2 separate regions of the Homo sapiens genome follow, and region 1 is linked to region 2. Evidence: chromatin contacts called from ENCODE Hi-C or POLR2A ChIA-PET data. All regions are on one chromosome and are shown on one strand. Each heading gives the region's core, a stretch centred on a gene start or an enhancer-like site at or near the end of the contact. The rest is flanking DNA. Distances are from core to core; before and after follow the strand shown.

What was found. Hi-C counts contacts between places; a loop is a spot of excess contacts on that map. ChIA-PET counts read pairs that join two places held with the same protein, here RNA polymerase II (POLR2A). Pooled maps may share reads with other maps.
Region 1: a map of naive thymus-derived CD4-positive, alpha-beta T cell shows a loop between it and region 2 (7-fold over the local background). The contact joins the promoter of TGIF1 here to the promoter of LINC00526 in region 2. A Hi-C loop is called at or near these places in 1 of 168 maps with a recorded cell type or tissue (naive thymus-derived CD4-positive, alpha-beta T cell), 2 of 37 single-sample maps with no recorded cell type and 12 of 50 pooled maps. POLR2A ChIA-PET finds 5 or more read pairs at or near these places in 1 of 52 experiments (naive thymus-derived CD4-positive, alpha-beta T cell).

The regions. Positions count from the first base shown.
Region 1 is chr18:3,445,605-3,451,719 of GRCh38, reverse strand. TGIF1 (TGFB induced factor homeobox 1) reads right to left here and starts at 1,548. Exons shown (of 3, transcript NM_003244.4): 1 at 1,215-1,548. The coding sequence starts at 1,230. LOC124904237 (a long non-coding RNA gene) reads left to right here and starts at 1,064. Exons shown (of 2, transcript XR_007066269.1): 1 at 1,064-1,188; 2 at 4,534-4,714. RefSeq lists enhancers at 1-231, 2,319-2,508, 2,096-2,715, 2,609-2,748, 2,716-3,337 and silencers at 809-858, 1,499-1,658, 1,689-1,798, 3,459-3,528.
Region 2 is chr18:5,234,023-5,239,573 of GRCh38, reverse strand. It overlaps LINC00526 (long intergenic non-protein coding RNA 526), which reads left to right and starts at 1,545. Exons shown (of 1, transcript NR_026849.1): 1 at 1,545-2,850. LINC00667 (long intergenic non-protein coding RNA 667) reads right to left here and starts at 1,474. Exons shown (of 3, transcript NR_015389.1): 1 at 525-1,474. RefSeq lists an enhancer at 959-1,138 and a silencer at 1,359-1,528.

The DNA.
Region 1 (6,115 bases), core at 299-2,798, 1.8 Mb after region 2:
AGCCTGGAGGCAGAGGGAAGCTCCGCGCGTTTCAGGGCCTCCCACAGAAACGCAGCCGAAGGAACCCCGCTGGCCTTGAGGCTACCCCCCAGGAACGCCCCGCAGCGGGCCGGGTCTGAAAGAATGTGGAGTTCCAAACTCCAGGCGGCTCCCGGGCATGCGCAGTAGCGCCGCCCCTCCCGTCCGCTTCCCGAGTGATTAACTTCTGTTTTGAACCACTCCACATAAATCACGACAGAAACGCCACCTCCAGCCCACAGCGGAACACTCGGGGGACCTCCCAGCCAGGGACTCAATTTTTGTTAACTTCAAAAGGGACTTCACACTCTGACCTTTCGGGGTGTTTTGTGTGGTTTCTCCACCCCCCGTCCCCCTCCGGTGTATTTTGTTTTTAAACCAAACTGACGGCAAGTTTTAGTTGTAAAGCTTCCAGAACACTTCGTGGAAACAATGACAGCCTTGCTCTTTGCACTTACAACCAAGCCTGCTTGTCACATTTGGACGCATTTTGACTGCATGCCGCTTGAAGCTGCTGGCCCTGGGTGCTAACTCTTCCTCCTGCCCCAAAATTCATCGTGGGAAAACTTTTAGAGACTGGGGATTTGTAAAAGTCTAGCTTTCCAAAGCTGTTTACACCCGAGGGCGATGAGGGGGTCCAGAATCGCATTCCTTCGATCGTAAAAACACCACATCCCTAAAGAACAGTGCTAGGGCCCGGCTGGGAGTAGGGGGGCGGCGGGGGCGGGGGCGGGGGGAGCCTAGGAGTGGAACTTTCAGACAAAGCCGCGGCGGTCCCGCGGCCCCGGCCGCCTGGGTCCGGATCGGGAAAAACGAGGGGCTGGGTCCTCCCTACTCGGACCCCATATCCCCAGCACGCGAGAAAGAGCGAGAAGCCACGCGGCGGCTGGGCCGAGCGTGGGGTGTCGGCGGAGACAATGAAACTTGCAGGCGCACAAACAAGGCGCTGAGCGTGTTTCTTGACAACGTGCCAGCAGCGTGGAGAGGCTCGCCCCACAACAGCCCCTCGTGTTGTGTCTAGCAGGAAAACAGCCGCTGCCGTTTCAGACGCAGCCTCAACAAAGAGCACGGCCGCCACTCCAGCATGAGAGCCCCTGGGCGGAAAAGTCCACCAAGTGACTCCGCGCGGCGCGGCCCGGCCAGCACGTTTCCCCGGACTCGCGTCTTCTGGTGCGCGCAGCCCGCGGCCGCCTTACCTTTCTTGCCTTTCATTCTGGATCTCCCCTCCCAGCGCGAGGCAAGGCGGGGGTCTGGAGGGGCCAGGAGCGGGGACACAGGGGATAAGCGAACGTCTCCTTCACAGCCGACTCTCCCGTAACTTGTAGGACGTGCTCCAGCCGTTATTGCTAAACAGGACGCTCTGATCCCAGGCGCCCGCTCCTTGGGTGGAATTCAAGTGACACTTGGGCTTCCTCCCGCCGGGATCTTCTGGCAGCCGGCCGGGGGCTCTCCCTCGCCCAACTCTCTCCCCTCCCCTCTCCGCTCCTTTGTTCCCTGCTCCTGCTCGGCGCACCTCGGCGCTGTCAGAGTGAGAGAGGCGAGGAGGGAAGGTACAGGAGGTCCTGCCTCCGCCCCCAGCCGCCCGCCCCGTCCCCCTCCCGCCCCGCCGCTCCTCCGCCCCTCCCCCGCACCTTCCAGCCGGGAAGACTGGACCGAGCGCGGCGGCCGCTGTCACTCGTCCCTCGGGGGCGGCGGTGCGGACGCGGGGGGTGGCCGGGTCCAGAAACACGATCCTTTCCGCCTGCCGCGCACGGACCGCCCGCATCCCTCGCCCGGCGGTGGGGGCACCAGCCGAGCGCCCCAGGTTTCTCCCTTGGGCCTTTCTTCCCGGGGCTGGCGAGGGTGCGTTTGGTTCGGAAACTGCAACAGATGGAAAAAAGGACACCTCCCTCCTTCCCTCCTCCACCCCCGGGAAGAAAAGCCTCCCCGTCTCGTTTTTGACAGCTGCCCCGAACTCTACTGGCCCTGCTCTAGCCGCACGAGACAGCCGCCTCTGATTCAAGGGGCGGGGCACGGGAGGAAAAGTATTCGAGACAAGAACCAACTTCTTCCAGAATGCGCGGCTGCCATTGACACGCGGGCGCGGCGCGGCGCACCCTTCTCCTCCCGGGGCTCTTCCTCCAGCAGCGACAGTGGGAGGTCGGCGGGGGTGGGGCGGGGGGGAATGATGAGACACAGCCTAAACGAACGTCTGTTCCCCCGGGCTAAAGCTGCGAGTTCCGGACTGGATTGCAAGGCAGTTTCGAAATCTGACACGTTGCGGACAGACACTTGTCACGCTCACATGCTCTTTAAACGTCTCTGCCCGGGGACGGCCGGGCGCGCGCCTGCCTCACCAAGACTCCGCCTGACACCCCGAGTCGCCGAACCCCGGCAGCGGCCACTTTTATAGCTAAGGGGTGACCACGCCGTGCCTGCTCGTCTGTTTCGGTCAACAGTGTCTACTCTTCGGATTGGAACCCTGCTAGGGGATCCCTCCTCCCATTTCAAACAGAAACTAGCCATTAAGTAAACACCCGTTCCTGTTGGCTTATTTTGGTCCACAGTTAGGAGGGATCCAACAGGAGTTTCTTGATGAAATTGCGCTTTCAAAGACCAGATGCTGTTTGGCTGACTTGAAGAAACGCATGCCCCCTCCTCTGGTTCTAGTTTTCGCGTGGTTACGTCCTGTTGTTTTGAAGCAAACGAACTGTCACATGCCACACAATGAGACTTCCCCCATCACTTTAAAAAAAGGAAAGAAAAGCCCTAAACGTAAATAAGCCTAGCAGAGACAGCGCCCGGGTCTGCCTCCAGTCTGGGCTCTGTGCTGTTTTTGTTCGGTAACCTCGGTGGAGATCCCGGCAGAAGAAACTCTGTGGAAATAAGATTAAACCCGAGGAGTACTAAGACGGCCAAGGGATAACTAACTCGACTTCGGAGCGTCTGTTTCAGGAACTAGAGCTAGCCTGCCACCCTCCCTCAAAAAAAAAAAAAAAAAAAAAGACACCCCCGCCCCTAGAATGCGTGGAGGCCAGAGTTTAAAAAGCCTGGGTGGTTTTTCCAATTACAGGACTAAAATGAATCAACAGGGAAAAAAAGCGTCTCTCTAAGAAGGCAGCAACCTTACGATTTTTTTCTTCTGTGGTTTGCTGACTGCTCGGGACAGAAGAGAACACACACCTAAAACGGCTCGGGGGGAGCGCGGTCCTGGGGACAAGCCACCCGCCCGGACGCTGCCCTGCAACTGCCGGGAGCACAGTTCCTTCCCGGACCTGGCTGCAGATGAATCAGCTGCTGCGCCCGGTGCGGGACAGATGTGGCGCAGGGAGGGGGCCAGCGCCCCCGCCGCCCGTTAGAGGGGGCCGCCTCGCTATTTCGTTTGAAGGGTTGTCTGTGGCTGGGATTGGTGGCTCCTATCCGCTGGGGAGCCGGGAGCGGAGGGAGGAGAGACGCAGGGAGGAGGAGCCGGGGGCTGGGCGACGCTGCGACTCCGCGGCCTGAGTGGCAGGAGCCTCGTCTGGAACCGGGCGGTTACTGGGGAGACGCTTTGTTTGCTAACTTCGAAAGCGGCTTCGGCTGCCTCGGCCGCTTTCGAAGCCACTCCACAAAACACGCCTTCGGTCGGTTTAACCCTACCTCCCCCCCCGCCCGCTTTAGCCAGCTCGAGACAAAAATGTTTCCCTCTTCCCCGTGGTTCTCCTTGGCCACGCGGTGGCTCTCATTATGTACACAAAGGTAGCTTTGCTTTCGTCCAAGTGGACTTGGCTAATGACTGCGATTCTCAGGCAACCGAGATGGGAACCGAGAATTGGAAAGGGTTTATAGCTTGAAAACAAACTTTCCAGGAGAAGGGGGGAGGGGCGGAGACAATTGAAAGCCTCTTTCGAATTAGGGGGAGGAAAAAACGGAGATGTGAACTCACCTTGGCTAGAAGTCAGGCTTGATCGGGCCAATGCACAACTTTTGCCCGAGCAAGTCATATCCAAACGGTTGTTAAAGCTGGCGAGGCACTCCAAAGAGAAACACTGGCACAATTCTGTGATGTAGCGAAAGCTTACAGCCCAACCGCTCCCGTAGATGCACCCCCACTGCCTCCCCCCAGCCAACGCTGATCTCAAACTTGTTTGGAGTTTCGGATTCTTGGTGCATTCTGGGAAGAAAGTGCCTAGGGTCAGCGCAACGTAACAAAGGGAACAGCCTCAAAAAAGTGGGCTTCAGATACCAGCAATTGCTTAGGGTATTTTTTGTTGATTCGTTTTTCTCGAGGTGGAAAAACAAGTTTCATTTCTAGCTCTGTCAGTCCCTTCCAGTCTCGGGGCCTTGCTATAAAACGGATTCAATGACTTTTAAGATTCTTTCCAGTGCTTTTTTTTTTTTTTTAAAGTATATAGATTCAAATTTGCTACATATTATTTGCTGATTCATATGAATGTTACTTGAATTGGGAAATTGCTTGAGTAAAATTGAGGCGTTGCTTGGTGCTGGCGGAGGCTACTGATAAACGTTTTTCACCATTATTTTTTTTCTCTCCAGGCACACATAGTTCCTTTTGGCGTCTTATCTTCTGAAGCTGCCTCAAGGCCAAGCAAAGAAAGTTGTTAAAAAGTTAAGTTACTTTTCACAGCCTGCAAACCCTTCAAAGGCAAGAACTCAAATAGAAACTTGGAAAGGCAGATAAGCCAGAAAAGTGTACTAATAAACGCACTTAATATGATTATTTTTTGATGCCAGGTCCACCAAGTGAAGATTGGAGGATGTATTTGTTTCTTCTACTCAACAACAATTGATAAAGCATGAGTTCCATCAAGGACTGTGTTCTAGGTGGAGAAAGGGTGACTCACCCAGTCATTGGATCTCTTTCACTTCCAGTCTCTGGAAGGCAGATATCTTTATAAAATATGCAGACAGCTAGGCTCTAAACACTGGACAAGAGGTCTGTAATCATCCAGTCACATCTCAGGTCAGAGGGTCTTGGACTGCTTAAGAAAGAGCTGACCATTGTCTTAAGAACCTGGGGTGGCCTAGAGCCATCTTGAGGTGATTTTATCAGCCCCATCAGGATAATTCTCCTCAGCTTCCTTGCATGAATAGTGTAACTGGTGCTACTACTTTTGTTTTTAGTCACTTTTCCTAGCCTGCACTTCCCTTCCCGGCCCTCCTTTTTCCTCTGTAGCCAAGTCATCACTTCTCTTTACCTAAATGAGTTTTGGAATCCAGGGGATAAAACGAAAAGATAGGCAGGGCGCTGTGGCTCACACCTGTAATCCCACCACTTTGGGAGGCCGAGGTGGGTGGATCACCTGAGGTCAGGAGTTTGAGACCAGCCTGACCAATATGGTGAAACCCCATCTCTACTAAAAATACAAAAATTAGCCGGGCGTGGTGGCGTGTGACTGTAGTCCCAGCTACTTGGGAGGCTGAGACAGGAGGGTTGCTTGAACCTGGGAGACAGAGGTTGCAGAAAGCTGAGATCGTGCCATTGCACTCCAGCCTGGGTGACAGAGCAAGACTCTGTCTCAAAAACAAAAACAAAAAAACGGAAAGATAATTCCTTGAGCACAAGCTTCACTCTCCTTATTCTCAACATCTGTGTCTGTATTATTCTTTACAGTTTATGAAACACTTATTTAATCTCACTTAATGCCCAAACTAGTGATGTTAGTTATTTTTTTTAAAAAGTCAAGATCACTTAACACATCCAAATATAACAAAGTTAAAAGGCATAAAACTGGGTACCCAACATAAATTATCTGATTATAAATCAAGTGGTCTCTGGGAAATCTTGTCATTTCAGAAGGTCAGATGGATGTGGAGGGCAGAAACTAACCTCAGATTATGCCAGGGACGCCAGGGCCTCCTGAACACTGTGGGGGGTTGTGCTCTGAAATCTACCTCCAGTTTTACAAGAAGCTCTCTTCCAATCTGTCTGCGCTTTTTTTTTTTTTTTTTTTTTTGCTTTTCTTCTCTTTTTTTTTTTTTTTTTTTTTTTTTTTTTTGAGACAGAGTCTTGCTCTGTCACCCAGGCTGGAGTGCAGTGGCGCAATCTCGGCTCACTGCAAGCTCTGCCTCCTGGGTTCACGCCATTCTCCTGCCTCAGCCTCCCGAGTAGCTGGGA
Region 2 (5,551 bases), core at 296-2,795:
CCAAAAGAGACTCAAAGAATTGTGAACCAAACTTTCATAATATAAAGTCTCTAATTACCTGAGAAAACTGCAGCCCAAAAATCTAAAGTGGCTTACCCAAAGTGAGGAAGTTAATACTATTCCTTTTAGTCCAAGAGAATAATGCCAACTGGATACAGCTCAAAGACTGCACCATTCCCATTATTTTTTGCCATTAGTTACGTTTAATTTTAAATATACCATCTTTGGCAGCAAAAATCAAGCTGGGCTTTCCTTCTCCTTTATAAATTGCATATATTTTTAACATATATTAACACTTTAAAACCGTGGGGTGGAAAGTTTAAAATGCCATAAAATAAGAATCATATATGCATTCTTTACACTGTAAAGCATTTTACCAGACATTAGAATCTGCATTCAGAATTCTTTCTCAGAACGTAAGTGTTCTTGAAGACATATATTTTGTCTTACTAATCTGTTTCTTCCAAGCACTACTGTACTAGGCATACGGTAAAGATATACATTCAAGTTTTAAAAGTAAATACTTTTTCCTGGTAGTGGCCAGGGCCTGCGTTCCTCAGACCAAAAGGCGCAAACTGGCATTGCTGTGATTTCAGAAGAGAAGTGAAATGTATAAAACGAAGTAATTCTGGGGAAGGAAAATGTCACAATTTTTCTTCAGTGTTGTCAGGCACACTAACCCGGGAAGCCGTCTCTGGGCCTGAACTATCCAAATTAGTGTCCGAGGAAGTGTGACAAATGCAGGCCCTTCCAAGTTTGACCCTGATTCTCAAAGGTGGCCAAAAGCCGTCTCTAGAAACGGCGGTGGCAGCGGCGTGATTCTGGGAGGTCCATTCAACTTTTAACAGGTCCTGGGCAGTGACCGGGTTGCTGGGCAGTGCAAAGGCATAGAGATTGGCGAGAACAGGCGGCGATCAAGCTTCCCAGCGAGGGTCAAAGTCCAGCAGCTTGGAACTAGTGAGCCGGGCTTGTAGGAGTGAAGCGGCTCGCGCGGGCCCGGCCGGCAGCCGCTCCCCAGACACCGGGGATCCGGCCCGACTGTTTCCTACCCACGACGGCGAAGACCCGCTACAGCGCGTCCACGAAGCCCCAGTACTGAGCCAGGACGGGGCTCTCCCTCTCGATGTAGGCGACTACGAACTGCTCCGCCAGCCGGTGAGGCAGCTAATTAAGAAAGCCACCTTCAGGATGTCTTTCGAGAATCTAGCCTCGAAGAAAGTCATGTAAGAGAACGCCTGCATCAAAAAGTCGGGAGGCCGGGCGGAGTCGCCGTTAAACGTCCAGGGAAAGCCACCAGGTGGGCCGGCGAACGCTCCCGGGCCAGCAGGTAGGCTTTCTCGCACAGCAGCCCCCGCACCCGGTCCGTAAGCTCGTTGTTCTCCCTGCGCCGGGCATGGTTCTAGGTCAGGAGGTCCTACATCATGACAGCCAACGCGTCCATCCTGCGCCTCCCCGCAGGCCTTGCTCCCCGCTCGGTCCCTCCCGGCCGCGGCGCTGCCGGAAGTGCGTGTCGGCGCGGGGGCGGATCCCGGTGGCGGCGAGGGGCGGACTCCGCGGACAAGGCCAGGCCTAGCCTTGAGCTCCGTCGGGCAGGGCCGCCGGGATTGGTGTCCGGCAGAGCGTGAGCCCAGCGGGCTGGAGTCGGCGAGCGGGAGTGAAAGAAGAAAAGCTAGAGAGCGAAGGCAAAGCCCGAGGAGAGAGGGCCGCGGTCGGCGGAGGAATCTGACTGCACGGTTGCGTGCGCTCACTCCCGGAGGGCTCCCTCAGGCGGGCGGCTCCGCTAGTGGCTAAAGGCAAAGCATTCCGGGGCGCGGCGCATGAAGTTGAGCTTCGTCCCTGCTAGCCGCCGCTTTCTCCCCAAAAATACATCCTAGCCTTAATGTTTATGCCTCCATTGCCCCAGTTCTTATCTGTTTTGCTCAATGTCTCATAGCTACAAGAAGGCAATTTCTGACGAAGCCCTCCGTCCCTTCCAAATGGATTATTTTGGCGGGCTTCCACCCGGACAGTATGCCACCCGAATGACTGGACAAGTGCACGGGAGCGGCTGTCATTTGCGGAGTGCGCCTTGCGATCTAGGCGCCTCACAGCGCAAATTATCCAGTAATTTCTCTGAAATCGATGCTGGTTTGTTTTCCCAAGGCAAATCAGCAGCTTATACAGACATTGGGGCCACAAAGCCGGTGGAACAACGGGAGACGGCTTCCTGAGTGTCAGGTCCTCCAAGATGAGCTTAAACTTCGGGTGGTGGGCAGGCTCGGTAGGCGGGAAAGGCCCGTGTCCAGATGAATGCAGTCCATGTTTATATTGATGAAAGACACGTATACCATTTGGTCCAGCTCAACCATTCTTAACAAGTGCTGGCTGTGAGCACTGGTGTGTGTGTGCCTGCGTGCAACCAGCAATGTAAGTGATGACCAGCTGCATGATGCCTTAATTTGAGTGGACAAAGTCGGTCAAGAACCACTTTCAGGCTTCTGGGTCTCCAAGTCTTTGTCTCCCTGTATCCAAACGAGGCATTCCAAGTTTGACAGCATGGAACATTGCATGTCCGAAATACCAACCGTGAAACTGGGTAAAAAGCTTCAGGAGGTGATATTGATGTGTATAGTTTAGGAAATAAAACCCAATACTTACTTCAAAGAACGTAATTTGTGGCTTTTTAGAGAGAAGGATACTTTGACAGTTTTCATTTGTCGTCTACATGTATATGGTACGTTTCATTCTGCCTTTTAATTAATTTGGTATTTTACTATGAAAACTACTTTGTATTAATAAAATAATGTATTTCCAATGTTATAAGTTGTGTTATAACAGTTTCAAAAGCCAAATAAACAAGATGCATTTTGATATCAATTGTTTAAAACGCGTATTTTGAGGAAGAACAAATTCATACTCAAAAAAGTTATCTTTGGGTGGAGTATTGTGGAAAATTTTTACTTTATACATTTCTAGGTTTCTGAAGTGACTGTATTCATTTTATAATTATAGAAACAAGACGTTAAATCCAGAAAACAAAACTTAAGCTTAACCAACTAGAAACTGTCAACCAACTTCTCACTAGGGACTTCCCAATTTAACCAAATATTTTTATTTGTTTTGTGTCTGCAAACATCTTACAAAAGTTTTCCCTTTTTGCCTCCACAGTGGAGCACTGAACTGCTTGTGGTCTAGTGCTGACTGATTCATGAATCACTGGATGCTCAAATAAACTCTAAATTAAAAAAGACATTAAATGAAAGAAAAAGTTAAGAAAATAGAAATGCTTTCCATTTTTTAACAAATGCTTAAACGGAAGGAAGGATGCATGCAGAGGTTAAGTAAGACTGCGTTTCAGATCTGAGGCTCGATCTGAAGAACATGTAGTATATGCCTATTCCTTTATAGCTAGACGTTATTTTCTTTGCTGAGGGAAAAGGAACATGTCATTATATTCAACTCTTCTAAAAAAGGAAAGCCATCTACCGAGTCAGTATAATTTATGGAATTTATCTGGAGCTAAAGGTAGTATCAAAATGCCATTTAAAGTTGCAAAGCCAAAATGAACTCTTACTTTGTCCTTTATAATTTACATGAAATTTATGAAGCAAATAACGAGACTAGGCAGTCATGCTCAAAACACTCAGGATGTGCCTACCACTGACTAATGATAGCTACATATATTCTTTTGTAGGTATATATTAGAAAATAAAATTTTAAAACAACGTGGCCAGATATATGACAGATCTTCAATAGGTATGCAATGTCTGTTTTTAAGTAATGAAACAAAGCAAACACTCCTGAATCTATGGCCCATATGAAGACCTAGATTGTTGAATTTACTGTTATTCCCCTATCCCATCTTTACAGAGTTAACCACTAACCTGAGATTTGGGTTAATCATTATCATACCTGTTTTATTTTTTAAGTGTAGTTTTATATCTATCGATCAAGATCTATATATCTACATACTTTTAAAAGTATGGTTTACATATAAGTATAGTGCACACACATATATGTGTGCTTAATGTTGCTTGTTTCTGAGATTTATACAATTAGTATGACTTTCAGATTTCTGCAACTTGCTTCACTAATTCAAGATTGTTTCTATCATTCCTCCAAGTTGTGCCATGTAGTATTAGTTCATTTCTTCTTGTTGATACATAATATACTACTATGAATATACCATAGTTTATGTGCCGATTTTCCTGATGTTTGGACTGTCTCTAACCTTTTGCTATTACAATTATATGATTATTCTTTATATGTCTTCTGGTGCACATGTTAAGAATATTTGTAGGGCATATATTTAGGAGTGGAATTGCTGGGTTAGAGGGCATGTGGTGATGCTACAGTGTTTTCTAAAATAGTTGTTTCTACTATTGTAGTTGTTTAAAATACAATATTTTAAAAAGTTTATACTTTTACCAACACTTGGTACTTTCAGAACTCTTAAATTTGCCAATGTAGTAGGAGTAAAGCTATAGCTAATGAGTTGTTTTAATTTGTACTTTCTTGATTATTAGTGTGGCTGAGCATCTTTTCATATGTCTTCAGGTACTGCTTGTTCTGTGCCATGCTTGTTCATGCATTTTATCTGTTTCATGGAGGTGTTTTTCCCCCTAATCAATTTGCAAGAGTTCTTGGACATATCTTGGACATGAAACTTTTGTCAGTTATGTGGATTGAATATCTCCAAGATTGTGGCTTTCCTTTATAATTTGTTTTTATATCTTTTGATGAGTAGAAATTACTTTGATTTAGTTGAATTTATCTATCTTCTCTTGTGTTTAACATTTTTAAAATGGCTTTAAACTCTTCCAACCTCAAAGTAAAAAAAAAATTCTGCACTTCTTTTTTAAAGCTTTAAAGTCTTGCCTTTTTATTTTAAGTCTTGGAATTAACATTTTGTGAGATCAGATCCAATTATTTTGTCTTTCTTCTTATTTATTTATTTTTGGACACAAGGTCTCACTCTGTTCCCTAGGCTGGAGGGCAATGGTGTGACCATGGCTTACTGCAGCCTTGACCTCTCAGGCTCAAACGATCCTCCCACCTCAGACTCCCAAGTAGCTGGGAATACAAGCATGTGCTACCACATCCAGATAATTTTTTCATTTGCAGAGACAGGGGTCTCACTCTGTTTCCATGGCTGGTCTTGAATTCCTGGGCTCAAGTATTCCTCCCACCTTTGTCTTCCAAAGTGTTGGGATTACAAGCATAAGCCACTATGCCCCACCCAATTAGTTTTTCCTTGTGACTGAACATTTGTTCCAAGAATACTTATTAAGTAGTCTCTTCTTTACTCACGGGTTTGCTATGCCATCTTTCTCATATATCAAGTTTCTATGTATGTGTGATTCTGAGGTTTCTATTCTGTTCTATTTATTTGCTTGTATTTCCATAAATACCAAGTTGTCTTAATTTATAGAGCTTTATGATAATTTAAGAAGAACAGTCTTCTTCTGTCTTATTTGTCTTCTTCAGGAGTGTCTTGGCTATTCTCAGGTCTTTGTTCTTCTATATACATTTTAGAATCAGCTTGTTGAACTATTAGTCTAATTGTTTTATC